Linked DNA regions of Homo sapiens: region 2 is linked to region 1. The links are chromatin contacts, found by Hi-C or POLR2A ChIA-PET in ENCODE. All regions are on one chromosome and are shown on one strand. The core of a region is the stretch at or near the end of the contact, and the rest is flanking DNA. Distances in the headings are between cores, read along the strand shown. Region 1 holds the start of FFAR1 (free fatty acid receptor 1). Region 2 holds the start of LIN37 (lin-37 DREAM MuvB core complex component).

Evidence for each region. Hi-C counts contacts between places; a loop is a spot of excess contacts on that map. ChIA-PET counts read pairs that join two places held with the same protein, here RNA polymerase II (POLR2A). Pooled maps may share reads with other maps.
Region 2: a pooled map shows a loop between it and region 1 (4-fold over the local background). The contact joins the promoter of LIN37 here to the promoter of FFAR1 in region 1. A Hi-C loop is called at or near these places in 1 of 37 single-sample maps with no recorded cell type and 4 of 50 pooled maps. POLR2A ChIA-PET finds 5 or more read pairs at or near these places in 2 of 52 experiments (GM10248 and activated B cell).

What each region holds. Positions count from the first base shown.
Region 1 is chr19:35,346,652-35,353,410 of GRCh38, forward strand. FFAR1 (free fatty acid receptor 1) reads left to right here and starts at 1,251. Exons shown (of 2, transcript NM_005303.3): 1 at 1,251-4,187; 2 at 4,554-6,759. The coding sequence starts at 4,901. The coding sequence ends at 5,803. It overlaps CD22 (CD22 molecule), which reads left to right. Exons shown (of 14, transcript NM_001771.4): 14 at 1-710. The coding sequence ends at 46. RefSeq lists enhancers at 323-422, 1,023-1,102, 3,516-3,565, 3,606-3,745, 5,535-6,401 and a silencer at 2,381-2,581.
Region 2 is chr19:35,746,006-35,752,676 of GRCh38, forward strand. LIN37 (lin-37 DREAM MuvB core complex component) reads left to right here and starts at 2,571. Exons shown (of 9, transcript NM_019104.3): 1 at 2,571-2,753; 2 at 6,171-6,246; 3 at 6,429-6,479. The coding sequence starts at 2,720. PSENEN (presenilin enhancer, gamma-secretase subunit) reads left to right here. Exons shown (of 4, transcript NM_172341.4): 3 at 414-518; 4 at 703-1,514. The coding sequence ends at 842. RefSeq lists enhancers at 1,825-2,339, 2,241-2,300, 2,340-2,854, 2,701-2,820.

The DNA of each region.
Region 1 (6,759 bases), core at 1-2,500:
GCCTCAGGCACAAGAAAATGTGGACTATGTGATCCTCAAACATTGACACTGGATGGGCTGCAGCAGAGGCACTGGGGGCAGCGGGGGCCAGGGAAGTCCCCGAGTTTCCCCAGACACCGCCACATGGCTTCCTCCTGCGCGCATGTGCGCACACACACACACACACGCACACACACACACACACACTCACTGCGGAGAACCTTGTGCCTGGCTCAGAGCCAGTCTTTTTGGTGAGGGTAACCCCAAACCTCCAAAACTCCTGCCCCTGTTCTCTTCCACTCTCCTTGCTACCCAGAAATCCATCTAAATACCTGCCCTGACATGCACACCTCCCCCTGCCCCCACCACGGCCACTGGCCATCTCCACCCCCAGCTGCTTGTGTCCCTCCTGGGATCTGCTCGTCATCATTTTTCCTTCCCTTCTCCATCTCTCTGGCCCTCTACCCCTGATCTGACATCCCCACTCACGAATATTATGCCCAGTTTCTGCCTCTGAGGGAAAGCCCAGAAAAGGACAGAAACGAAGTAGAAAGGGGCCCAGTCCTGGCCTGGCTTCTCCTTTGGAAGTGAGGCATTGCACGGGGAGACGTACGTATCAGCGGCCCCTTGACTCTGGGGACTCCGGGTTTGAGATGGACACACTGGTGTGGATTAACCTGCCAGGGAGACAGAGCTCACAATAAAAATGGCTCAGATGCCACTTCAAAGAACCAGTGAACTCTTTTCAGTCTGTGGAGTCAGAGTGGGGATGAGGAGAGGGGAAAGTCTTCATGGGGCCTGGGGGGAAGGAAATGGAGTCACAGTGGTTTACTGATCAAACCAGCAGATTAGAGAGTCTGGTGTCTTGTTAGGAAAAGCATACTGGCTTTGCAGACAGACAAACATGAGAACTTGAATCTTGATTCTTCGGCTTAACTAGCCCGGTGATCTTGGCAGGGCTCGCCAGCTTGCCTGAGTCTCGGCTTCTCCATCTGTAAAGTGGAGAGGGAAAGGCCACTGCCTACCACGCAGGTGGCCCACGATAGGAAGTGAGGCATCGTCTTCTATATGCTGGAGCCACATTGAGACCCAGCACAGAAGCCGAAAGTCCCCCAGAAAACCAACCTCCATCCTTTATTTGCATTTTTCGAAGAATGTGAAAAGGGGAAGCCGATTCAAAACAGCTCTTCCCAAAAGTGACGCTACCCAATTCTTGCACAACCCATAGCTGCCAGAGAAAGTCTTGAAGACCAGCCACCCTGAGAAACCTCACAGCTTTTCTGTCATTCGAGGTCCTCTGCACCCGTTCTCTAATTCTGTTCACTGATTCAGACTTTCCAGTTAGGTGCCCCAGCTCCCCTCTCCGCTTCTCGGGTTTGATCTTTCTCCACCCATTCACCTGCTTCTGCAAAGGGGCTAAAGCCCATTCTCCTTAGAGGGCAGGGGTGTAATTATCTGATCATCAGGGAGATTGGCTCCTGGCACGTGGCAGGTGTCCCCAAACTGCCACCTTCCTCTCCCACCTTCCTTTCCCTCCCATCTCTGCTCAGTACCCGGACGGTAACTCTAGGAATTATGGTTCAGGGAGGCCTTGATCGCCCCATCAATCCACTTTGTCCCTGGTTTGATTCTTGTGAGCACCATTAACTTTTCTGGAGGAAGGTGAGGCTTTAAGAACTGTTTAAAGCCCAGGCGTGGTGGATCACGCCTGTAATCACAGCACTCTGGGAGGCCAAGGTGGGCAGATCACCTGAGGTCAGGAGTTCAAGACCAGCCTAGCCAACATGGTAAAATCCTGTCTCTACCAAAAATACAAAAATTAGCTGAGCGTGGTGATTCACACCTGTAATCTCAGCTACTTGGGAGGCTGAGGCAGGAGAGTCGCTTGAACCTGGGAGGCGGAGGTAGCGGTGAGCCGAGATCACGCCACTGCACTCCAGCCTATGCAACAGAGTGAGACTCCGCCTCAAAACAACAACAACAAAAACTGTTTAAATGAGACAGGAGGGTGTTGGGGTGTCTGTGCCCAAAATGGGGTCTGGTGTCATTCAACTCTTTCTTCATTCATTCTGCACACAGATACTGAGCACCTGGAAATGCACCCAGTACAGAGCCAGTTGTTAGGACACCAAAAAGATAAGGCGTAGGACCAACCTTGGGGATCTCTAGTCGAGAGCCGCCAAGGGTTTTTAAGGCAAGATACCCTGGAGGGAGCTGAGGCAGTCCTAAGCCTGAAGGGCCTGGCTTAAGCTCCCTGGCAACCATCGAGCATCTTCCCCTTCCCACCCTGTCCCTCAGCACAGCTGCTGACATAAACCTACTACATGGCTGATTGACCATGAGATATGGCCATCAATAGACATTGCTGAGGCGTGAAGAGCAGGTGAAGAGCAGGTGGCCAGGAAGCTAGGGGGCCAGGACTCCAGACGCAGGCCGCCCTCCACAACCCCAGCTCTCACAGTCCTCCCAGGGTCCAGACAATGGATCGTGCATTTAGGTTCCCAAACACCTGCTGTGCAACGTGTAGTAGACAAAGCAGACCAAAGCCTTTGCCCTCAGGAGGCCGGCATTCTAGCTCAGGAGCCAGCCAAGACGATGTCGCACTGAAGAAAGACAACAAAAGTGAGATTCACAGGAGGGATGAGTGTGGCTGAGGCACCCGGGAAGGCCCTCGGAGAAGGTGACCTTGGGCAAAGATCCAGACGCCAGGTGGGTGGGGCCAAAGCAGAGAAGATCTGGAAAACCCAATGGCTCCCCAGGGCTTCGCTCTTGCTGCAGGAGGGGAAACCACACTGCTGTGGATTCTTCCTCCATTCTGTCCATTTCTCAGTTCCCAACAACACACTGAACAGTAGGAGGCCAGTTCTCCGCTCACAGCGGGCGCTGCACCCCAGGTGCTGCTCTCGAGAAAAAGGCGAGCATGGACCAATTTAGTGGCTCCGAGGTATGAAAAGCAGTGAGATGGTGTCTTTGAGGGAGTTAGTGATAGGCTGAGACCCCCTTGCTGTCCCCCCTGAAGCCTGGTGACCAGAGCTGCCAGGAGGCCACACAGAGAGAGGTTTATGATGGGGGACCTGGAATTCGGAAGGGGCAGAGTGGTCAGGTGACCCATACACGCCTGAGAAAACTGATGTGGAGAGCTGTGTTGTCATTCTGAGGCAGGAAATAGAGACAGACTGACAGACAGACAGAAAGACACGGGCACATTGAGAGACAGAGACAGAATCACAGAGCAGAGCTGGCTTCTCACCAGCAGGCGTGGGCACACCTGAGAGAGCATCCAGAGAGGTTAGAAATCTTCCTTAGGTCCTCCTGGGAGGCTCAGGTGACCCCAGTGGGAAACATGAAAGGCTGGGAGGACTTCCAGGGCTGAGAGAAGGAAGCTACGCAGCCGGCCGGTGCCACATTCCCTGTGCCTTGGGGAGTGTCCCCCAGTGTCCCCAGCCATGCACCCTGGGGGGAGTCGGCTTGGACATCTGTGCCACCCCTTGACAGGCAGAGTGGGGGCCACAACCTGGGCCCTCCAGTGCTGGTCAGCAGAGGCTGCCCCCGCCCCTTGCCTTCCTCCTCCCGCTCCTTCCTCCAGCCCTGGGAAGGTCGGAAGCCACCACCATGGGGCTAGTGCGGAAGCAGAGGGAGAACAGAGGGGCCCTCCTCGCAAAAACTAAAACAAGCCCACAGCCTGTGCAGAACCGCACCCGGGTGTGATCACTCCTTACCCCACACACCCACTGCCACTTGGAGATGGCTTCATGGCTGCAGTCACAGGGCACCCTGTGTTGTCAGGGGTGAGCCAGTGAGGCCCGGGACCTGCCCAGGGGTGCATCAAGGGTGGAGAAGACCTGGCCCCAGCGCAGGTGTGAACAGGCAGGAGGGCTGGGGAGGGAATAGCGCTGGGTTGTGGCCGAGCCCCCAAGCCCTGCTCTTGAGAGGCACTGGCTACACACTCGGCCCCTACCCAGACAGGACCCCAATTCCTCCCTGGCCCCTCTGTGTTCCTGCATCTTCCCAGCCCCTCACCTCCTCTGGCGTGGCCTCACCTCCAGCCGGGATGCCCCATTAGCTGCTCACCCAAGCTGCTAGAACCTCAGGCTAATGGCCCTGTCACCCGCCCTCCTCCCCTTCCGGCTCACTGCCCATCCCGGGCATCCTCCATCAGCCCGCTGAGGGGACTGCTGAGCCTCAGAGACATCTGGCAGCACCAGGAGGTGGGTCCCTCTCTCTGTGGCTCCTCTCTTCACCTGACTGTTCCCCAGACCCCCAGACCCCCTGCCCAGGTGGCCCCTGAGAACTGCTAAGCTCAACCGTGACATGGATGGGGCCTGGCTGACCCTTGGGCTCTCCCTGGGGGACCCCCTTTTCCTGTCCCTGGCCACACCCTCACCTTATCCACACCCTTCTCCTCCCTGCTGCCCCGCCGGCTTTCCAATGTGGGTGGGGGGTGGGGGCAGCTCCTGCCTTGCCAGGGAACCAGGGAGGGCAGTGGGCTCAGGAGTCAAACTCCCATTCCCAGGGAAGGCTCAGGCTGTGGGCCCAGCCCTGTTCTGAATTCTCTCCACCCCTCCTCCCCACAGAGTCTCAGAAATCGAGAAGCTTTCTTCCTCTGGGACCTGTGCGCCACATCCTATCTCCTGTGACGCTGCAGGAGCTTCCCTGGTTTTAAGAGGTGACATGGTGGAGAGAAAGCACAGGACTGGGGGCCACAGGTCCTGGCTTCTCATCCAGGCTCCGCTGCTCCCTGACTGCTGCCTTTCTCTGTGGGCCTCGTTTCCTCCCTGATCCCACCAGGTGAATTGTAATTCTCCACACAGGGCTGGAACCCGCGAGTGATCCCAGGAGCCCCTCCTCTCCGGGGCCCCAAGATCTGAGGACAGGGAGCCAGGTTGCACACAGGAGCCGTGCAGGCCAGGACGGCGGCCCCATGGACCTGCCCCCGCAGCTCTCCTTCGGCCTCTATGTGGCCGCCTTTGCGCTGGGCTTCCCGCTCAACGTCCTGGCCATCCGAGGCGCGACGGCCCACGCCCGGCTCCGTCTCACCCCTAGCCTGGTCTACGCCCTGAACCTGGGCTGCTCCGACCTGCTGCTGACAGTCTCTCTGCCCCTGAAGGCGGTGGAGGCGCTAGCCTCCGGGGCCTGGCCTCTGCCGGCCTCGCTGTGCCCCGTCTTCGCGGTGGCCCACTTCTTCCCACTCTATGCCGGCGGGGGCTTCCTGGCCGCCCTGAGTGCAGGCCGCTACCTGGGAGCAGCCTTCCCCTTGGGCTACCAAGCCTTCCGGAGGCCGTGCTATTCCTGGGGGGTGTGCGCGGCCATCTGGGCCCTCGTCCTGTGTCACCTGGGTCTGGTCTTTGGGTTGGAGGCTCCAGGAGGCTGGCTGGACCACAGCAACACCTCCCTGGGCATCAACACACCGGTCAACGGCTCTCCGGTCTGCCTGGAGGCCTGGGACCCGGCCTCTGCCGGCCCGGCCCGCTTCAGCCTCTCTCTCCTGCTCTTTTTTCTGCCCTTGGCCATCACAGCCTTCTGCTACGTGGGCTGCCTCCGGGCACTGGCCCGCTCCGGCCTGACGCACAGGCGGAAGCTGCGGGCCGCCTGGGTGGCCGGCGGGGCCCTCCTCACGCTGCTGCTCTGCGTAGGACCCTACAACGCCTCCAACGTGGCCAGCTTCCTGTACCCCAATCTAGGAGGCTCCTGGCGGAAGCTGGGGCTCATCACGGGTGCCTGGAGTGTGGTGCTTAATCCGCTGGTGACCGGTTACTTGGGAAGGGGTCCTGGCCTGAAGACAGTGTGTGCGGCAAGAACGCAAGGGGGCAAGTCCCAGAAGTAACGCCACTGCTCGGGGGAAGGAGCATGGGGCAGGAGGGCCCGGCTGCTTCTCCAGGCCCCTGCGGGGGGCTGCTTCGGAGGAACTGCAGGGCAGCCTGGCCCGGAGGCCTCCCTGGAGCCACTCAAGCAGAGAGCGGCGCCTGCTGAGGGCAGCACCCCAGTCAAGAGAGGAGCACCGAGCCAGAGCACGGTGGCAGGGGGAGGTAAGTTTGCCCCTGCACGTGTCGAGGAAGTTTGTCCCTTCCTCGCCTATCTTTCTCTCCCCTCTGCACGTCCTCACCTGCCTGTCTTCCGTGGGCCGCGAGCAGAGGCCTTGTACTTACGGGAAGGAGGAGGCAGTCTGTTTCTGACCCACAGGAACTGCCACTCCGGTGATGCACTTGAGGACAGCTACTCTGAAATCAGTTCCCAGGAGAGAACATTTGATTTCCGAGTAGGAGAGGAGGCAGGAGGCAGGATAATGACGCTGTTATACCATGTGAAACTCGCAAGGGGGCAGCCTTGGAGCTTGGAACGGAGGCTGGCAGGAAAAGATGCTTCAGCCGGGGAGGGAAAATGCAAGGTCCCGCAGTGATGGGCAAAGGCTACGGAGTTGACTCTTGAACAACGTGGGGATGGGGTGCCGAACCCCACGCAGTGGAAAATCTGTGCATGACTTTGACTCCCCCAAAGTTCAACTACTAATAGCCTACTGTTGACCAAAAGCTTTACCCAGTATATAAACAATTGAGTAAGACATATTTGAAGCCAGGCACAGTGGCTTATGCCTGTAATCCCAGCACTTTAGGAGGCCGAGGCGGGAAGACTGCTCGAAGCCAGGAGTTCAAGAGCAGCCTGGGCAAGATAGTGAGACCCCCACCTCTACAAATAATAAAAATAAAAATAATTAGCTGGGCGTGGTGGTGCGTGCCTGTAGTCCCAGCTACTCAGGGGTCTGAGGTGGGAGGATCCCTTGAG
Region 2 (6,671 bases), core at 1,321-3,820, 400 kb after region 1:
TAGGGTCCCAGGAGAAGAGAGGGGACTGGACTAGAGCACCCGAGGGAAGAGGGCCTCGGGGCCTGGATTCTTAAGTCTAAGAGATGAAGGACCTGCGAACGCCGACTCCTGGATTTGAGTGGGGAGGGCCTGGGTCCTGAGGAATGAGGAAGCTGGGGCCTCAATTTCTGGATCCCAAGAGAGGAGGGGGATTGAGGGCCTGGACTCTTGGGTCCTGTGAAAGAGATGGTTGAGGAATCAGATTCCTGGATCCCAAAGAGGAGCCAGATTCCTGAGTCCCTGACAACAGAAATCTCCATTTGAACTTGGGTGTGGGAGAGTTTCTTCCAAATAGATCTCGGTGGGAGTTGGAGAAGATCTTCATTGCCTTATGAGGTTTTGGGGTTTGTTTGTTTGTTTTTCTTTCTCCCTAGGGGGGTTTGCTTTCCTGCCTTTTCTCTGGTTGGTCAACATCTTCTGGTTCTTCCGAGAGGCCTTCCTTGTCCCAGCCTACACAGAACAGAGCCAAATCAAAGGCTGTGAGTCTAGAGCACAGAGGAGGGAGGCCAGTGGCAGGGGAGAGGGGGAAGCGGGGAATCTTGGTGGGAAGGGACAATGGAGGATCCAAAATGTTGGGGCTCTGGGTGAGAAGGGAAGGCTGGTCTAGGGAAGTCTGGAGAGCAGCCGGAGGCCAACCCTTCCAGCTTCTGTTTCCCATGACAGATGTCTGGCGCTCAGCTGTGGGCTTCCTCTTCTGGGTGATAGTGCTCACCTCCTGGATCACCATCTTCCAGATCTACCGGCCCCGCTGGGGTGCCCTTGGGGACTACCTCTCCTTCACCATACCCCTGGGCACCCCCTGACAACTTCTGCACATACTGGGGCCCTGCTTATTCTCCCAGGACAGGCTCCTTAAAGCAGAGGAGCCTGTCCTGGGAGCCCCTTCTCAAACTCCTAAGACTTGTTTTCATGTCCCACGTTCTCTGCTGACATCCCCCAATAAAGGACCCTAACTTTCGATACTGACTTCCTGGGATCTTTTAGAGGTTGAGGCATAAATGATTATTAATATTTAAAAACATCTGTTGAGAGCTTTGTACGAGGCTTAGTATTTAGACATGATGTACATTTTTTACAGTGCATACTACTCATAATCTTCTGAACTAGGAACTTTCCTGCTCAGGAAACTATTAGATGAGAAACTAAGAAAGGAATAGTGCTTCCATTTCTTTTTCTTTTTTCTTTTTTTTTTTTTTTTTTGAGACAGAGTCTTGCTCTGTCAGCCAGGCTGGAGTGCAGTGGTAGGATCGGCCTAGTGCTTCCATTTCTAGGGGCTGTTATCCTGTACTGGTAGTCGTGAATTCAAAAATATAACTTTCCTACTGTGGGCTGCAGTATTCTCATCAGAAGTGTAGATCACGATGCTACTTCCTGGGATTTATCTGGACCAAGACGTGTGACAAATGGAAGTTTCCCGTTTTCTGAAGGAAGTGTTGTCTGCAAAAATAAAAATAGTCAAGAGCTTTCTCAGAGAATCCTTCCTTGACCATCCATCTTATTTAAAATTCAATCACCACCTTGATATTCCTATGTCCCTTTCAGGCTACACTTTTTTTGTGGGTTTTTTTTTTGGGGGGGGAGAGGGGTTTGTTGTTGTTGTCTGTTTGTTTTTCTAGATGGAGTCTTGCTCTGTCACCCAGGCTGGAGTGCAGAGGTCCGATCTCGGCTCACTGCAACCTCCGCCTCCCGGGTTCAAGCGATTCTCCTGCCTCAAACTCTCGAATAGCTGGGATTACAGGCGCATGCCACCATGCCCGGCTAATTTTTGTATTTTTAGTAAAGACTGGGTTTCACCATGTTGGCCAGGCTGGTCTCGAACTCCTGGTCACAGGTGATCTGCCTGCCTAGGCCTCCCAAAGAGCTGGGATTTACAGGCGTGAGCCACCATGCCCCGCCCAGATCATATTCTTTCTCCTATTACATTTCACTTAAAATTTACTTGTTTACTGTTTATCTTCCCTCCTTTAAAAGATAAGCTCCATTAGCGCAGGGATTTTTGTCTATTCTGTTCCTCAAGGTGTCTCCAATGCCTAGAAGAGTGCCCGACACACTAATAAATATTTGCAAAATGAATGAAGTTGTACCTGCAAAGAGATTAACAGATACCTGGCACCTAGCGAGTGCTCAGTGAGAGGGAACCCAACGTTATTTTACATTAGTCTTCCTCTTAGGGATGAAGGGACCCCAACGGTTGGTTAAATCCGGTAAAGAGCTAACTTGGTGTTGCTCAACCCTTCTCACACTACAAGTCCCGGGAAGCCTCGCGATGCCCTAATCCTTTGTTTCCCACCGTGCCCCGCGCGGCGCAGGCGCTGTTACTCAGGGTGAGTCTGGGAAGCTGGAACTACACCTCCCAGGAAGCTAGGGGGTAGATGGTTTGTTTCCGGAAGCAAAGCCCCAGGTGGGTGGGACCTAAAGCTGGGAGACTACGGAGGCAGCTCTCAATTGGTCAGGATGCGAGATTGACGGCTGCAATAACTAATAGGAACAAGCTACTGCCGAAGGGGCCCGCCCACAGAAGGGTGGTGGCCACGGTCCAGGCTGGACACAACCAAAGGCGGAGGACCCGTGGCCCACGAAGCTCATCTTTGAACTGTCCCCGCCTTCTCCCGCCTTGACTTGTGACCCTAGGCCCTTTGGGGCGCCTCTGACCCAGCTAGCCAGATCCCGGACCCAAACCATGTTCCCTGTGAAGGTGAAAGTGGAGAAATCAGGTGAGGACCCTGACGTCGGGGGCCTGTCGGGACCATCGGGTTGACAGGGTGTGGAGTCCCGGTGGAAGGGAGTATCGCGGAAAGGGGACTGCACGACTTTTCCCTGAAGCCCACCTGACAATCGCTGTATCAGGCAGCGAGCGTTGCCTGCCACCTTCACACCCTCCCGGTGTGCGCTTGAAGTCGCTTTGAGATTGAATGGGGTGGCTCGGGCAATGACGTGCGTGGTAGGACATGGGGAATCCTGAGCCGGTAACTCTGAGAAGGGCCCTTTTCTTTCCTCTTTTTTTTAATTTAAATTTTTAAAATATTTAAATAGAGACGGAGTATCGCTATATTGCCCAGGCTGGTCTCGAACTCCTGGTCTCAAGCGATCCTCCCGCCTTAGCCTCCCAAAGTGCTGAGATTACAGGCGTGAGTCCCCGCGCCCAGCCGAGAAGTTCTCTTTTCTTGGCTTCCCCTCAGTTTCCCCATTTCCAGCAGTGATCAGAGTCACACATCTTGCTGTGAGCCTGAAGTACAGGCACTCTTAATCCTCACAGTCACTATATTCCAGTAATCCTAGAAAATAGGAACTGTGGTCAATGGGTGAAGCTTAGAAAGAGGAGAGAATTTTGGGTTGGGGCGGAGCTGACCGGATCCCAGGCCTGGCATGGTAAGGGCAGTGGGAGGGGTGCAGAATTTAGACAGAAAGATAATAGTAAAATGATGTAGGATGTCCCATGGCAAAAGTGTTATTAAAACAAAGTGGGAGGCTGGGTGCGGTGGCTCACACCTGTAATCCCAACACTTTGGGAGGCCGAGGCTGGCAGATCACTTGAGGTCAGGAGTTTGAGACCAGCCTGGGCAACATAGCGAAACGCTGTCTCTATAAAAAATACAAAAAAAAAAAAAAAATTAGCCAGGTGTGGTGGCACAAGCCTGTAGTCCCAGCTACTCAGGAGGCTGAGGCAGGAGGATCGCTGGAGCCGGGGAGGCGGAGGTTGCAGTGAGCTGAGATCACACCACTGCACTCCAGCCTGGGTGATAGATTGAGACCCTGTCTCAAAAAAAAAAAAAAAGAAAGGAAAAGAAAAGAAAGAAAGAAAAGAGAAGTGGGTGTGACCACAAATGATGGTGAGGGAAGGTGTACACCTGTGAGTGCCAGGCTGAGGAGTGCAGACTCCACCCCTGGGTGCTGTGGAGTCATGGAAGTTTCCAAGCAAGGGAAGATCAGGGTCAGGTTTGTTATTTTTCAGGAAGATTCCCCTGGCTGCCTTGTGGAGGGTGTATCAGAAGGGGGACACTGAGGCAGGGAGCCAAGGGGGAGCAAAGGACAGGACCAGGATGGGTAGAGTAGGGAGGAGGTGGGTGGGAGAGACACTCGGGAGGCCTAGTGGACAGGCCATGGGGTTGGTGGGCTGGGTAGGGGAGGGAGAGGGGTATCCATGGTGAGGTACAGGGAGGGACTTGGGGACAGTGAGGCGACCCTTGAGAGGGAGGCTTCAGGCCCAAGTCGGGGGTTCAGGAGAGAGGCTGGGCCTGAGGAGAGTTGTGGACGTGATCCGTACCCTCTGCATCTGCCCAAGGCTTTGCTGCAATCTCAGCTACTCCCTTCCCCACCCTCACTCTGTCTCTCCTCTGAGCTATGTTTGAATCCCTGTGTCTCCTGGGCTTCTCAGGAAGTCCCTGGACTGGTCAGGCAAGTTCCCAGGTGTCCCCTCCAGGCTCTGAGCACTAGAGCCAGAGCTCCCACCAGTCAGAAAGGCAGAGCAAACACCTCTCAAAGGTAGGAGGACAGCGTAACATCATCACTTCCTCAAGTTCTGTGATGACGGGAGGCAGCCACAGGCTAACTGGGCAGGAAGGTGGGCCTAGATCTCATTTCCCGAGGGGGAAAAAAAAGCCCAAACAGGATGTTTTAGGTGAAATCTCCCAATTTTGGCTGGGTGCGGTGGCTTCTGCCTGTAATCCAGCACTTTGGGAGGCTGAGGCAGGTGGATCATGAGGTCAGGAGTTTGAGATCAGCCTGGTCAATATGGTGAAACCCTGTCTGTACTAAAAATAGAAAAAATTAGTTGACCATGGTGGCACGCGCCTGTAGTCCCAGTTCTTTGGGAGGCTGAGGCAGGAGAATCACTTGTACTCAGGAGGCAGAGGTTGCAGTGAGCCGAGATCACGCCACTGCACTCCAGCCTGGGAGACAGAGCAAGACTCCGTCTCAAAAAAAAGAAAAGAAAGAAATCTCCCAATTTTTAAATGTCAGCTCATTCAGATTGAATTCAGATTTAAAATTATACCACTGTTGGCCGGGCATGGTGGCTCACGCCTGTAAGCACTTTGGGAGCCTGAGGCCAGCAGATCACTGAGGTCAGGAGTTTGAGACCAGCCTGGTCAACGTGGTAAGACCCCATCTCTACTAAAAATACAAAAATTAGCCAGGCGTGGTGGCGGGCGCCTGTAATCCCAGCTATTTGGGAGGCTGAGGCAGGAGAATCACTTGAACCTGGGAGGTGGAGGTTGCAGTGAGCCAAGATTATGCCACTGCATTCCAGCCTGGGTGACAGAGCAAGACTCCGTCTCACAAAACAGAAATACATTAATTAATTAAAATAAAATTATACCACTGCCTCAACCAGATTCTGCACTCAGGTTGAGCCTCTGTCTCATAACTTCAGCTTTGGAACCAGACAGCCTGGGTTCAAATCATCAGCTCTGCAATTTCTTTGCTGTGTGCCTTTGAGCACGTGGCCTAACATCTCTGTGCCTCAGTTTCATCATCTTTAAAATAGGAATAAAAATCATATCTATCTGAGCTGGGCTCTATGGCATGTGCCTATAGCCCCAGCTACTTGGGAGGCTGAGACAGCAGGACCGCTTGAGCCCAGGAGTTCAAAACCGGACAACATCGTGATATCCTTTTTCAAGAAAAAAAAAAATCACATCTACCTCTAAGGGTTATTGTGATAATTCAGTGGGTTATTATTTGTAATATATAGCATATTTAAACCTTGCCACTGGGACAGGCACAGTGGCTCACACCTGTAATCCCAGCACTTTGGGAAGCCGAGATGGCTCACCTGAATCTAGGAGTTCAAGACCAGCTTGGTCAATATCATTAAGACTCCATCTCTATACAATTTTTTTGTAATAAATTTATATTATATTAAAACACATTTTTTTAAAACCCAAAAGGCTCATAAGGTAAGGTGATTGGCCTTACCTCCTGTCACAGAGCAATCACGTGGGACAGCTCTGGAACTCAGAGCTCTGGGCATCACTCCAGCCATCTCTGCCTGTTGCACCCTTTCAGGCTGCCTGGGCCTGGCTCTGAGATTGGCCAGGGCAGAGGACACGCACGCCCTTCCCTGGCCCAGTCAGCTGCCCACCTAGCTGGGGCCTGGGAGCTGACTCCTGCTGGGTCCTCTCTTGCCCCAGAGCTGGAGATGGCCAAAGCCCGGAACCAACTGGATGCTGTCTTGCAGTGTCTGCTGGAGAAGAGTCACATGGACAGGTAGGCCAGCGTGGGGTCACAGGGCCGGGCACCCTGGTGGGTTGGGCCCTCTGATCCTGGGTGGATTGGGTGGGACCCCACAGGCTGACTTGGGGAGGAAGGTGCTTAATGGGGAGGCTGCTCGGTGCCTTCCTTCTCTGGGGCCCTGGAACCCTGAGCTGAGAGATCTCTTCTGCCTCTAGGGAGCGTCTGGATGAGGAAGCTGGGAAAACACCCTCAGACACCCACAATAAGTGAGTTTTTCTGATTGGATTTGGAGTTGAGAGTTCGTGGTTGGTAACTTCTTTCCTTATCCAAGCCCTGACCGCTCAGCCCAGCGCTACCTCCATCGTGGCCCGGACCACTCCACCTGTACAAAGACCCTGTGGCAGGAGAAGCTTAGGTCCCCCCGTGGTTGCCACCTAGACCCCCATGGGTATGGGTGG